Linked DNA regions of Homo sapiens: region 1 is linked to region 2. The links are chromatin contacts, found by Hi-C or POLR2A ChIA-PET in ENCODE. All regions are on one chromosome and are shown on one strand. Each heading gives the region's core, a stretch centred on a gene start or an enhancer-like site at or near the end of the contact. The rest is flanking DNA. Distances are from core to core; before and after follow the strand shown. Region 1 holds the start of WEE1 (WEE1 G2 checkpoint kinase). Region 2 holds the start of RHOG (ras homolog family member G).

Region 1 (6,547 bases), core at 608-3,107, 5.7 Mb before region 2:
AGGGCTTCCATAGCCACCTCCGCTGGACTCCTCCCCTCACTTCCAGAGGGATTTTGCCTTGAGCAAGTCGGCCAATAAACAGTACAGCTCGAAAGCACACAGATTGCCTAGGCTGATGACAAACAGTACATTGAAAACAAAACAAACTCACTTTAAAAGGTGCATCTTCCCTGTTAACCTTACAAATGCGAGGCTTGTCTTAATCTCTGGAAGTATCAGCTTTAAAATCTGCAGTTTTAAAAGTGGTCATCTGCGCAGTACTCGAAGGCCTTTCAAAACACAGGTGCTGAACACCTCCTTCTTTAAGATACCTTATCTACGGTAGGATGTTCCTAATCACACGGAGGCCGGCCAAACTCTGGGCACCGCAAACCCACGATAAAAACAAATGCTGGGCCAAGACCTTGTCCAGAAACAGGCCTCAGTACTGCCTGGACTTAGGATGAGTCTGTAGGACTGTAAATGCTTGGAAGGCCAGCCTTTACTCCCAAGTCCAAGCGTAGTCTCCCTGCATGCCCCAGACCTTTCCCCCATCCACGCCACACGACACGACACGATCAGGGCGGGACAATTATTTTTCTTTAAACTCCTTCTGCCCGCGCCGCCCAAATTACAGGCCCGATCGCCGCGTTTAAAAGGCATCCTATGGCTCGGGAGTGTCAGGTGGCCGGGCCGGCACCCTCCAGCATCCTCGCGAACCGCGTTATCGGTGCCGCACTCGGGGCTGACACGCTCGGGGCGGCCCGGACTCAACGGGCGGCAAATCCTTGGCCACCCGGACGGGCCGATCGGCCCCTTTGTAAGATGAAGTTCCAGACGAGGCCCATTGTTCAGTTACATAATCTCAACGGACAACCTCGGGGCAGGGCCAAACACAAGGGCTGCCAACTTTGGGGGGCGGCGCAGGAAAGCGAGGGGGGAGCGGCCGGCCGCTTCTGTAACCGAACCCAGGCAGCGGCGCTGGCCCCTCCGGCGCCGCGGCCCCGGCCGCCGGGTGCCCGCGCCCGCCGCTCTCACCTTGGGCGTGTGCGGGGTGTCGAAGAGTCGCAGCTTGCGGAAGGTCTTGTGTGGCGGGGTGCCCGGGTGGTCCGGCCGCGGCGAGCGGCGGCCTTCGCCCGCCCGGCGCGCCCCGCAACCCCGCGGCGACGCATCTCCTGGGCCGCCGCAGCGCACCGGCGAGAAAGAGCTACCCAGGAAGTAGGGGGCCGCCGGCGACTTGACCGGCGACGAGGAGCCGAAGCCCTCCTCCTCCCACGAGTCGCCCTCCGCCCCACCGCCCGCCTCGTCCGCGCCCGGGCAGGCGCCGGGCAGCAACAGGTCCTCCTCCAGCTCGCCGGGGCTGCCGGGGGCCGGCCCGGGCGAGCGGCGGCGCTCGGGCCCGGGCTCCGTGGGGCTCCGCGCGGGCGGCAGCGGCGAGTCGGGCTCTTGAAAGGCCGAGTCCTCCCCGGTGCTGTGGCCGCTGCCCTCCTCCTCCTCCTCTTCTTCCTCCTCCTCACAGTCGCTGCAGGGCGAGAAGATCAGCTTCTGCCGCAAGGTGCAGGCCGCCCCGGCGCGGCGGGGTGGCGGCGGCTGCTGTCGGCTCAGGAAGCTCATCGCGGCCCTGGGGACGGGGCCGAGGACAGGAGAGCGGAGGCCTGCGGGGTCCAGGACACTGCGGGCCTGGGGGCGGGTCCGCCACGTGCGGCTGGGCGCGCCTAGTCGCAGCCGCGGCGTCTCTGCGCGGCGGCGGCCTGCGGCTCCGGGGCGCTCGGGCTGCGGACGGTGGCGGCAGCGGCGGCGCGGACTTTCCGGCAGAGGCGGGGCGGCCCGAGCACCGAGGCTGAGGTCTCCTCAGGTCCAGTCTCAGGTTCGGGCTCCGCGGCTTCCCGCGACCGTTAACCACGTGAGTGCCCAGTCCACCAATCCCAGTGCAGCTCCGGGTTTGAAAAAAAAAGGAGGGCGCGACGTAGCCCGCGGGGGAAGGACCAGCTACGCGATTTTGGCGGGAACCCGCTGGCTCCACCCCCGGCTCGGCGCCAGCCAAGTCTGGGCGGGCTGTGGTGTTCCGGGCCTATGAGCGAGCCTGGGGCGGCGGGGGGCCCGGCCCGGCGCCGCCCGAACACCGCCCGGACGGGGCTGGGCCTTCTGGGAGGGGCAAAAGAGAGCTGGATTCGCCTAAGCCGACCCGAAAGCCGGCCTGGACGCACCCCCCTCGCTGCTCCTCCGGTGCTGGGGGATCTGAAGAGGGGCAGGCGGCCGGGCAGCGCCTCCGGGTCTCTGCGAGCTGGGAAGAGCCAGGGACCGAATGGCCTTCGGCCGCTGCCCTCGGAGGCCGCTTCTTGCCCCTCGTCCCCTGGGGCGAGCCACTGGGGCGTAGTGGGCGTGGCAGTGGGCAGCCACGTTCAGGGTCGAGGTCTGAGCCGGAAATGGTGACTCGGGCCTCGGGACCTTTCTGAACTGCGGGAGCCGATGTGCTTAGGCTGGACACTGGCTGGGAGGAGGCCTCCGAGCCCCATTATTTCCCCGGGGTGGGTGACTGTTAGGGGCGGGTGTCAGCACAGCGAGAAGAGCTCTCCCAAGCAGGGGTCCACCTCTGCCGACCTTGTCCGCGGCCAAAAGAAACAGCAGCACAGTTGCCCACCACGAAACCAAGTGCCCGGCACACGATCTCCGTGTTTACATTTGTTCGCCAGCACGTGGGCATGCGTTGGCAAAACCGATTGGCCCGGCTCGCGGCAAACTCAAACGCAATTTTAAAAAATTTCCCTAGTGCTTCGTTAAACTGATTTAATCTGTCCCTTAATGCACTTACACGTTTCTTCCAGTTTTCTTTTTTCTTTCTTTGTTTATTTATTTTTTTTTTTTTTTCTGAGACGGGGTCTTGCTCTGTCACCCAGGCTGGAGTGCAGTGGCACGATCTCGGCTCACTACAACCTGCAACCTCCGCCTTTAGAGTTCAAGCGATTCTCATGCCTCAGCCACCCGAGTAGCTGGGATTACAGGCGGCTGCCACCACACCTGGCTAATTTTTGTATTTTTAGTAGAGACGAACTTCCCAATGTTGGCCAGGCTGGTCTCCAACTCCTGATCTCAAGTGATCCGCCCGCCTCGGCCTCTCAAAGTGCTGGAATTACAGACGTGAACCACCGCTCCCGGCCTCTTCCAGTTTTCTGTTGTAAACAACCCCGTGGTGTATATGCTTCCTTCTCCATGTTTTTTGTTTGGTTTGGTTTTTTTCGACACGGAGTCTCGCTCTGTCGCCCCAGGCTGGAGTGCAGTGGCGCGATCTCGGCTCACTGCAGCCCCCACCTCCCGGGTTCTCGGGTTCCAGCGATTCTCCTGTCTCCCGGGTAGCTGGTATTACAAGCACATACCAGGCCTGGCCAATTTTTGTATTTTTACAAAATGCAAAATACGGAGTTTCACCATGTTGGCAGGCTGGTCTCAAACTCCTGACCTCAGGTGATCTGCCCGCCTCGGCCTCCCAAAGTGCTAGGATTACAGGCGTGAGCCACCGCGCCTGGCCTTTTTAAAATACTCTTTTGGATACCTCCCTGGAGTTAGAATTCCTCAGTCAAAGGATATAAACTGGCAAACTCCCCCTCCAGAAACACAATACATTCTCACTAGCAGTGGATTAGAGCACACTCTGTGAATTCAGGACATCAGTGGATGTTCGTTGATGTGGTTTTGTTGTTTTGATTCATATTGTTGAACAGTTGTCATGGGTTTAATGATAATTTACATTTATCTCTATTGCCTATTTTTCTTATTGTTAGCACTTTATGCATATTAACACTTTGTCATATATGTTGTTCTAATGCTTTTCAAAGGCTAAATAAACTCAAGCTGAATTTTTCTTGAAACACACGGTAGTACTTAACACATCAAATCGGGAATTTCCTGAGATCACACAACTGAAGACACAGTGAAGGATCAACAGCTGTCTTTTCTCCTAACATTTGCTAACTGGTGTATAAATGTGTTTTTTATATGGTCATGCAAACTTAATTTTAAGCTCTTGGAGGACAAGAATTCTAGACTTGTATAAGGAGAGTTAGTCAATGATCCACAGTGGCCAAAGCCAAGGAGTGATTTTCAGAACCCTTGCTCCAACACTTCCCCTCCTGCCACTCCTTTTTTTTAAATTTTTATTTTTCGAGACAGGGTCTCACTCTGTCCACCCTGTCTCAAAGTGGAGTACAGTGGTGCAATCACGGCTCTGTAGCCTCGATCTCCCCAGGCTCAAGAGATCCTCCCACCTCACCCTCCCAAATAGCTGGGACTAATGATGTGTGCTACCACGCCCAGCTAATATTTGCATTTTTAGTAGAGACTCTGTTTCACCATGTTGCCCAGGCTGGTCTAGAACTCCTGGGCTCAAGCAATCTGCCCGTCTCCGTCTCCCAAAGTGCTGGAATTACAGGCATGAGCCACCATATTGCCCAGGCTGTGGGCCCCCTCCTGCCACTCCTGATGACAAATATAATTATTTGATATAATTGACATTTTCTCAATTTATTATGAAGCATAAATAAAAATAGAGAACCCTACTTTTATCGATCTGTAACATAAACTGCATGTGAAAATAGTGTGCTTTCTAAGTAAATGGGACTTTAAAGCCCTTTAGTTGCCTCTCCACAACTAGACTGATGCTCCTAAACTCCTCCTATGTAAGAATTCCGTATCTCTGTTCTCACGTCCCCTCCCTCACTCTTTGCTCTTTCACAACACCTGGCTTTATTTCCTTAGCAGGCTTATTTCTATCTCAAAGTACGTTGTTAGTTTATTACTATCTCCTTCTAGAAAAATAAGGTCCCCGAGGGTAGGGGACCCTTGTTTATTGCAGTATTCTAACGTGGATTAGGCGTTCACTCCCTTGTGAGTGATAAAAGAGCCCTTATTTAAATAATTGTTGGTTTATTCGCTTCCTAAATTGGCACATTTGCAGATAAGTTTGCCTATTTAAGATTTTGAATCGGGTGTGGTAGTTGTTCACACCTGCAATCCCAACACTTTGGGAGGTCAAGACAGGAGGATCACTTGAGGCCAGGAGTTCAAGACCAGCCTGGACAACATAGTGAGACCTCACCTCTACTAAAAATTTAAAAATTAGCTGGGCATGGTGTCACATGCCTGTGGTCCCAGCTACTCAGGAGGCTGAAGTGGGAGGATCCCTTGAGCCTGAGAGATGAAGGCTGCAGTGAGCTGTGATTGTGCCACTGCACTCCAGCCTAGGCAGCAGACCGAGAACTATCTCAGGAAAAAAAAAAAAAAATTGAACAGAGATCACCACTCTAGTACTCTATTTAATGCAAGATTGTAGAGGTAGCAGCCATCACACTTCCTATTTTTCCCCATGGTTTTTCCCCACTCCAGTAACAAAAACTTAAATGGTACAAAATTCTCCCACCTATCCCTTCAAATCCCAGCCCAGTTCCCCTTCCTGAAGGTAAACACTCTTAACAATGTTTTGTTTTGTTTTGTCAACTCCTACTTTGCCACCTGTCTGCGTCCCTAAATGGGAGGTCTTTGAAGTAGGCTAAGGCAGGCAGAAGGGCTTGGGTTGTGGATGGGAAGGGAAGAGTTCTTGGTCCACAGACCCAGGACTTTGAAGTCCTCACACAGAATCGAAGAGGTAAGTTCACAATAAATGTGTAGAATGATTGGGGGAAATAATTTTTTTTTTTTTTTTCCTTGAGACAAGGGTTTGCTCTATTGCCCAGGCTGGAGTGCAGTGGTGCGTTCACGGCTCACTGCAACCTCCCCTTCTGGGCTCAAGCAATTCTCCCACCTCAGCCTCTTGAGTAGCCAGGACTACAGGCAAGTGCCACTACACCTGGTGAATTTTTGTATTTTTTGTAGAGACCGGGTCTCACCATGTTGCCCAGGCTGGTCTTGAACTCCTGAGCTCAAGTGATCTGCCTACCTCAGCCTCTCACAGGGTTGGGATTACAGGTGTGAGCCACTGCACCTGGCTGAAGGAATTTTTTTTTTAAGTTGAAACCAAGACTCAGTGCTAGAGCCATTTCCTCTGTGAAGCCTTTCCTGACTCTCCATTCCCTACTCCAGACTTTCCACCGCACCCAGCACGGACTATGTAACACTCTTACTTTGTTTACTTGTCTGGTTTTCACACTGCCCAGGGCAGGGTCCAAACTGTGTTTGTCTTCAGAGCTCCAGCAACCAGCACTGTGCCTTGGCCCCTGAGAAAGTGCTTAATAAATGTTTCTAGAATAATTTAATGAAAATCCAGTGATCTTTAAAACAAAAGTGCCAAAATAACAAAACAAAACAAAAGTGAGAAACCCAGGCCCTGCCTCTTCAAGCTGAGAACATGGCACAATATTATGGTTTAACTGTAGCAACATCCTAACTGAAATTTTAAGTGACTGTTCTGATTTTTAAAATTTCACGCTCCTCTGAGTAAAGCACACACTGTACTGGAGAGATGGGTTACACCCGCCTGCCCCAGGCCGTATCTAATTCAAATTTCCAGTTCCTTTCTCCACCCAATGTTGTTTCTAACTAATGTTGCTAGGCAACTTTTGCAGAATCCACATGCTTG
Region 2 (5,842 bases), core at 1,286-3,785:
CATCTAAAAAAAAACAACAAACAAACCAGAAAAAACTTTTGTGCTGGGACATAATCTTTAATGGCGTCATAGAAGCTGCTTTAGCGTATGGTGTTCCTCTGAACCCTGTCATTTCTGGGGCTCACAATCCTTTCTTTATTCATGAAATACCAAGCACCCCAATGTCAAGTGGTCCCAATGGTGTATGGATGGGAATGAGAATTTCCCCTTGTGCCTCCTGCTCTCATGTCCTCCACAAAGAGGAGTTTGTCTGAAGGGCTACAGGGACCAGACCGAAGAGGAGACAAGAGACCCAAACACTGCCTGGCAGGTCAGGGGAGGCTTCTAGAGAAGGATCTTTGAGAAAGACTTCATCCACACAGTCATTCACCAGCCTGAATCTGATAAAGCCTCTGTTTTTGAGGATGATACAGTAGCCACCAGCTACACATGCTATTGACCACTTGAAATGTTTCCAGCCAAATTGAGACAAATTGTAAGTATAAAATACACACCGCATTTCAAAGACTTGGTACAAGAAAAGAATGCAAAATATCCAGTTAATTTTTATAACCAGTAATTTTTATGTTGATTACCATGCTAAAAGATAATATTTTGAGGCCGGGCGCAGTGGCTCATGCCTGTAATCCCAGCACTTTGGGAGGTTGAGGCGGGCAGATCACGAGGTGAGGAGTTCAAGACCAGCCTGGCCAACATGGTGAAATCCTATCTCCATTAAAAATACAAATATAAGCCAGGCATGGTGGCACGTGCCTGTAATCCCAGCTACTTGGGAGACTGAGGCAGGAGAATCATTTGAACCCAGGAGGCGGAGGTTGCAGTGAGCAGAGACCGCGCCACTGCAGTCCAGCCTGGTGACAGAGCGAGACTCCATCTCCAAAAAAAAAAAAAAAAAAAAAAAAAAGATAATACTTTGGCTATGGCTAAGTCAAATATAGTTAAAATTCATTTCGTTTCTTTTTACTTTTTTTGAAATGTCATTAATAGACAGTTTTAAATTACTTACGTGGTTCCTATTTATTTTTTTAAAAATATAAGTAGGCTGGGTGTGGTGGCTGACGCCTGTAATCTCAGCACTTTGGGAGGCCAAGGCAGGTGGATCAACTGAGATCAGTAGTTCGAGACCAGCGTGGCCAACAGGGTGAAACCCCGTCCCTACTAGAAATACGAAAATTAGCCGGGTGTGGTGACATGCACCTGTAACCCCAGCTACTCGAGAGACTGAGGCAGGATAACTGCATGAACCTGGGAGGCAGAGATTGCAGTGAGCCGAGATCGTGCCACTGCACCCCAGCCTGGGTGACATCGTGAGACTGTCAAAAAATATGTGTGTGTTTGTGTTTATAGAGACAAGGTTTCACCATCTCTGTAATTACAGGCAGACGCCACCGCGCCAGACTCTTAGGGTATGATATTTTTAAAAGATATTTGTTTAGTGTTTGAGATACGCATTGACAACAGGTCTTTTACACCCATTCTCATGTTATCTTCAAAACTACGGGGTGAAATATAATTATTCTATTTTACCAAAGACAGATTTGAGGCTCAGAAAGGTTAAGCTATTTATTCCTGGAATCAATCCGTTTATTTGAAAAGCTTCTGGAAGACAGGGATCCTGTCTTAAACGCTGTGTTTCTTCACAGCACCTAGCACTTAGCTCTCTCCACGTGGTAGGCGCTCAGAAACTTTGTGCTGAACGAAGGATATGGATTCTCAAGTCAAAGCTCCGAGCGCAAAGCCAGGGAGCGAAGCACCAGAGGGCGCCCATGAGCCCGCCCACCCGCGGGTCGCCGGGGCCCAAGCTGGACCTCAGGCCTGGGTGCGGCTCTTCAGCCCCAAGCAGCTGCGCGCCCCAGCAGAACAGGGGGCGAGGGGGCGAGGGAAGCCCCAAGTCCTCCGTCCGCCCCGCCCCCTCCCCAGAGCCAGGCCTCGCAGGGCTGCACGGTGCTGAATGACGACTCGACATCCTGTTTTTGGGGCCCGCGGCTCCGCCTGCGCCTCTGCTGATCTTGTCTTTCCCTTGGGTGCTGACGCCAGCTCCTCTTCCCCCCGAGTCTCCCCACCCTCCCCAGGGGTCTGGGGCCTTCCCACTGCTGAATCACCACCACCTCGCACTCCCCCGGGGCTCAGGGCAGGGGCGGGGACTGCCCCAGCCTCGGCCACCACTCTATCCCTGGGGTTGACTGAAGGGACCAGGCCCAGGGGCGCCTTTCTCAGCATCTTCCCGCGGAGGCTGGTGGGGGCGGGATGGGGGGAAGAGGACGAACGCCTAGCGCCCAGGGTAGGGCCTCCAGGGGTAGGGTGGCCAGGAGGAGGCGGAGAGACTTGACCTTGGGAGGCCTGACTTACTGACCGCAGGGGCAGCGGACTGGGAGGGGAACGTGGCAAGCCCGGGACTGGGCCGGGGGCGAGGCTGGGGGCGGGCCGGGGCTGGAGAGGGGGAGATCGGCCCTCGGACTTCCTGGTCGGGCCCCGCCCCGGCCCGCCCCGCCTCGCCGGCCCGCCCCCCCCACTTCCTCCGGCCTCCCGCTCTCACTTCCTTCTCGAGCCCGGAGCCGCTGCCGCCGCCCCCAGCTCCCCCGCCTCGGGGAGGGCACCAGGTGAGGCCCGGCCGGGGCTGGCGGGTAGGGGTCCGGGGGAGGAGAGCCCGGCCGGCCCAGGACTCGGCGCGGGCGCCGGCTCATGAGTTTGCTGGCGGAGGCCGCGGGCGGGAGCTTCTCGGTTCAGTCCAAGTAGGGCGGGCGCGGCCGGCCGGGCGGGGCGGGAACGGGGCCACTGCGAGCCGGCGGAGGCTCGGCGAGGGTGGCTTCCCGGCGGCTGTACCGCCTCTAGGGAGCCGAGAGGGACCCCTGAGGTCGGAGGGTCCCGGGCTCCAAGATAAGTGTCTCTGAAGTGGAAGAGCTCAGAGCTGGGAGATCGGACGCAGGTGGGGTGTCCTCAGAAGTTGGTGGGGGGGGTGTTGAGAAGTGCGTGAGGGGAGAGGGCTTCTGGGCTGGAAAAGGCGCTCCCTCTGCTCTGGCAGTTGTGACACTTGGGGTGAGAGGGGCGGTGTCTGGGGCCTCCGAAAGCTCTCTCCCTGTCAGATGGATGCTAATACAGACCCACACTCGGTCTGCAGCCCCAAGGCCCTCTGCACTCAGGAGGACCCGGGTTGGGTGGGGGAGCCCCGCCGACCCCAGTCGTTGTCTGTATGTCTGTTTTCCTGAGTCCCGACCTTACCTGGAGCCAAGCAGTAGGTATTTAGTGAGCAGACGCTGTTCCTAGCTGACCAGAGCCTGGCCTTGCTCTTTTGGGAGTAACTTGGTCTTGCCCTGTAACTGGAAGTGGAAGGACTCTCATTCAGAGGTACTGATAGTCCCTGACAAGTTTTTGTTGTGTCTTTTGGGGACAATTGAGAACCATCTCCTAGTGTTCCTCTTCATTCTTAGTCCCTGAATTATACACATGCTCCTGTCGTCTCCCTCCACACCTTCTTTAGTTTCTACCCACAAATCCGCCATCACTCTCTTCTCATCCCTTCCAGTCTCTTTTCCTCCAAACATACGGTCATACCTAGGCCTTGACCTGTCTTCACCTACCCTGCCCCATGTTCGTCTTGGTCCTCTGCAACCTGCCCCATCCCTTCCCTTCCCAGCTCTGGCACCCACACACATGCACCTCCTGGTTTCTTCCATCACCCCTCATTCCTTTTGAACCCTCAGCCTGTCACCCTCTCTGTATCCTTCCCTCCCACCCACTTATCTCCAGCTTTGGAATCAGTTGTTGAAGACTTAGTGAGTTCTAGAGTCTTTTCAAACCTCCCTAGCTTGGAGAGGCAGTCTGCAGCCTCCCAGTGATAGAGACGGATTAAAGAGCTGGAAAGCCTGTGTGTGTGTGTGTGTGTGTGTGTGTTTGCGTGTGTGTTCGCACGCGCGTGTCTGTGTATCTACATCTTCATCTCTTAGAGATGGATTAAAGAGATGGAAAGCCTGTGTGTGTGTGTGTGTGTGTGTGTGTGTGTGTGTGTGTTCGCGCGCGCGTGTCTGTGTGACTACATCTTTATCTCTTACAGACAAAATAACTGCCCTCAGCCTTGAGAGGGCCCAGAGCAAGGGAAGCCAGCAGAATGAAGGGAACCTGCAGTGAGTGAGGTTGTGGTTAGGCAGGAGGAAGCCGTTTGTAGCAGTCAGGGTAGGGTGACACAGGAATAAGACTTGTAAGAGAGGCCGTGGGAAATCAAAATCACCCCAACCCGTGGTGCTTGACCAAGAGGCCAGGCCTAGAAGCCGGAAGACAGCCTGAAGGTCCCTGACTCCATTACCTACTAGTTCCAGCATCACCTGGTGGAAAGAATGGGACCAGCTTGGGTGTGATGGAAATAAAGGGAGGAGGCAAATGCAGGATTCTGGAGGAAAGACTGCAGCTGGTCTAACTTCGGACTTAAGAAGCGGCGGAGGCAAAAGTGTCTGCTCCTTTCCTGCTACCTTCTGGGGCCTGCCTAGGCTGGGTACCCGCATGCCCTGATCTGCATCAGGGCCTTAGTGACCAGGAAGCCCTCTGGAGTTCTACTGACCCCTCTGCCTTCAGGCATCCTTAATACTCCCCATCTCACCTAGGACCCTATTCCTTCTCAGGAATTCCTCCCAAATTTAACTTCAGTCCATCCTGGCTATGGAGGCTCTTGTTTCCACTCTAGAGCTCCATCCTCAAGCTTTTGGGGTGCATCTGAGGATCTTGCTCCTGTCTACCTCCTCTAGTCATCTGTATTCATTTCTCTCCACTAGAAAAAAAGAGAAGTAGAGGGGAGTAAGTGCTACAGCTAAATTTAAGGGCTCTCCCTGTTCCCCATTCTGTCATCTTCCCATGTCACAGTCGTCCCTCTCCCATGAATTGTTCTTCTTCCAGTCCTGCCCTTCCAACCACTTGTCTCTCTTCCCATTTCTTGGAGGTACAGAAGTTTGGGTCCGGGAAGAAATCCCAGGGACCTACATAAGAGCCCAGGTTAGAGAAGGATGTGCATACAAGGCACTTTCCCAGCATCACAGCTTAATAAAAACCCCAGGAGTCCCAGTTCCTAGGCTGGCAAACCAGTAGTTACTTTAGTATTCTGCGTAACTGAGCAAACCCACAGGGCTCTGATGGTAAAGACAAGATGGGTGAGACAGGGATTCTCCCAGGTGAGATCTGGCCCCATTGGAAGTTTGAGCTAATTGCAAAAAAGGCATCATTGGAAAAAATGTGACCAGGGCGGGAGAGATTTTAATGGGAAAATATTGGGGGGTAAAGGGAGGTGGTGGCTACAACCTAGGAGGCTGCCGCTGAAGTCTTGGCTAAACAGGTATGGTCAAGGTTGTGACATGAAGAAGGGGGCTCAGGCCCACACTGAAGACTCCTTCTATATACTGTAGACCCATTAGTGGTGAGGTCAGTAGGGGTCCGTGACAAGAGCTGAGGAGGGAAACCAAAGACAAAGCCTGGGCCACCTCCCCAGATCAGACTGGTTTTCCTGTCCAGGGTCCAGCTTCCTCTTTTGTCCTCATCTCATATGGGGGGAGGGCATCTCTCCAGGAGCTAGAGGCCAGAGGAGGAGCTTCTCAGCTAGGGCAGGGCCAGAGTGGCTGGCTATTGAGTAATGTCAGTGCTAAATCATGAATGCACCAGGATGGGCTAGGCATGAGAGCCTGGGAACTTGGAAGCAAAAAGGCTCAGATGTAAGTCAACCCACCCTTTGGCCCATTTTCTGAAGGAATAAACCATGGTAGCGTTCTCCTGAATGAGGTTAAAGAGATGGCCCATTCTCAGGCCAGAGTTAGAATCCTCACCTTCTCTCCTTTGTAGAAGTAGCATAAGGGTGGAGGCTAGA

The links. Hi-C counts contacts between places; a loop is a spot of excess contacts on that map. ChIA-PET counts read pairs that join two places held with the same protein, here RNA polymerase II (POLR2A). Pooled maps may share reads with other maps.
Region 1: a pooled map shows a loop between it and region 2 (5-fold over the local background). The contact joins the promoter of WEE1 here to the promoter of RHOG in region 2. A Hi-C loop is called at or near these places in 1 of 50 pooled maps. POLR2A ChIA-PET finds 5 or more read pairs at or near these places in 2 of 52 experiments (B cell and activated naive CD8-positive, alpha-beta T cell).

What each region holds. Positions count from the first base shown.
Region 1 is chr11:9,568,980-9,575,526 of GRCh38, reverse strand. WEE1 (WEE1 G2 checkpoint kinase) reads right to left here and starts at 1,857. Exons shown (of 11, transcript NM_003390.4): 1 at 1,018-1,857. The coding sequence starts at 1,593. RefSeq lists silencers at 1,235-1,334, 1,625-1,834, 1,855-2,204, 6,461-6,530 and an enhancer at 1,779-2,631.
Region 2 is chr11:3,837,652-3,843,493 of GRCh38, reverse strand. It overlaps RHOG (ras homolog family member G), which reads left to right and starts at 2,535. Exons shown (of 2, transcript NM_001665.4): 1 at 2,535-2,600. It overlaps LOC124902619 (a long non-coding RNA gene), which reads right to left. Exons shown (of 2, transcript XR_007062560.1): 1 at 5,802-5,842; 2 at 5,219-5,427. RefSeq lists silencers at 1,595-1,644, 1,685-1,954, 2,305-2,354, 2,405-2,794 and an enhancer at 4,195-4,394.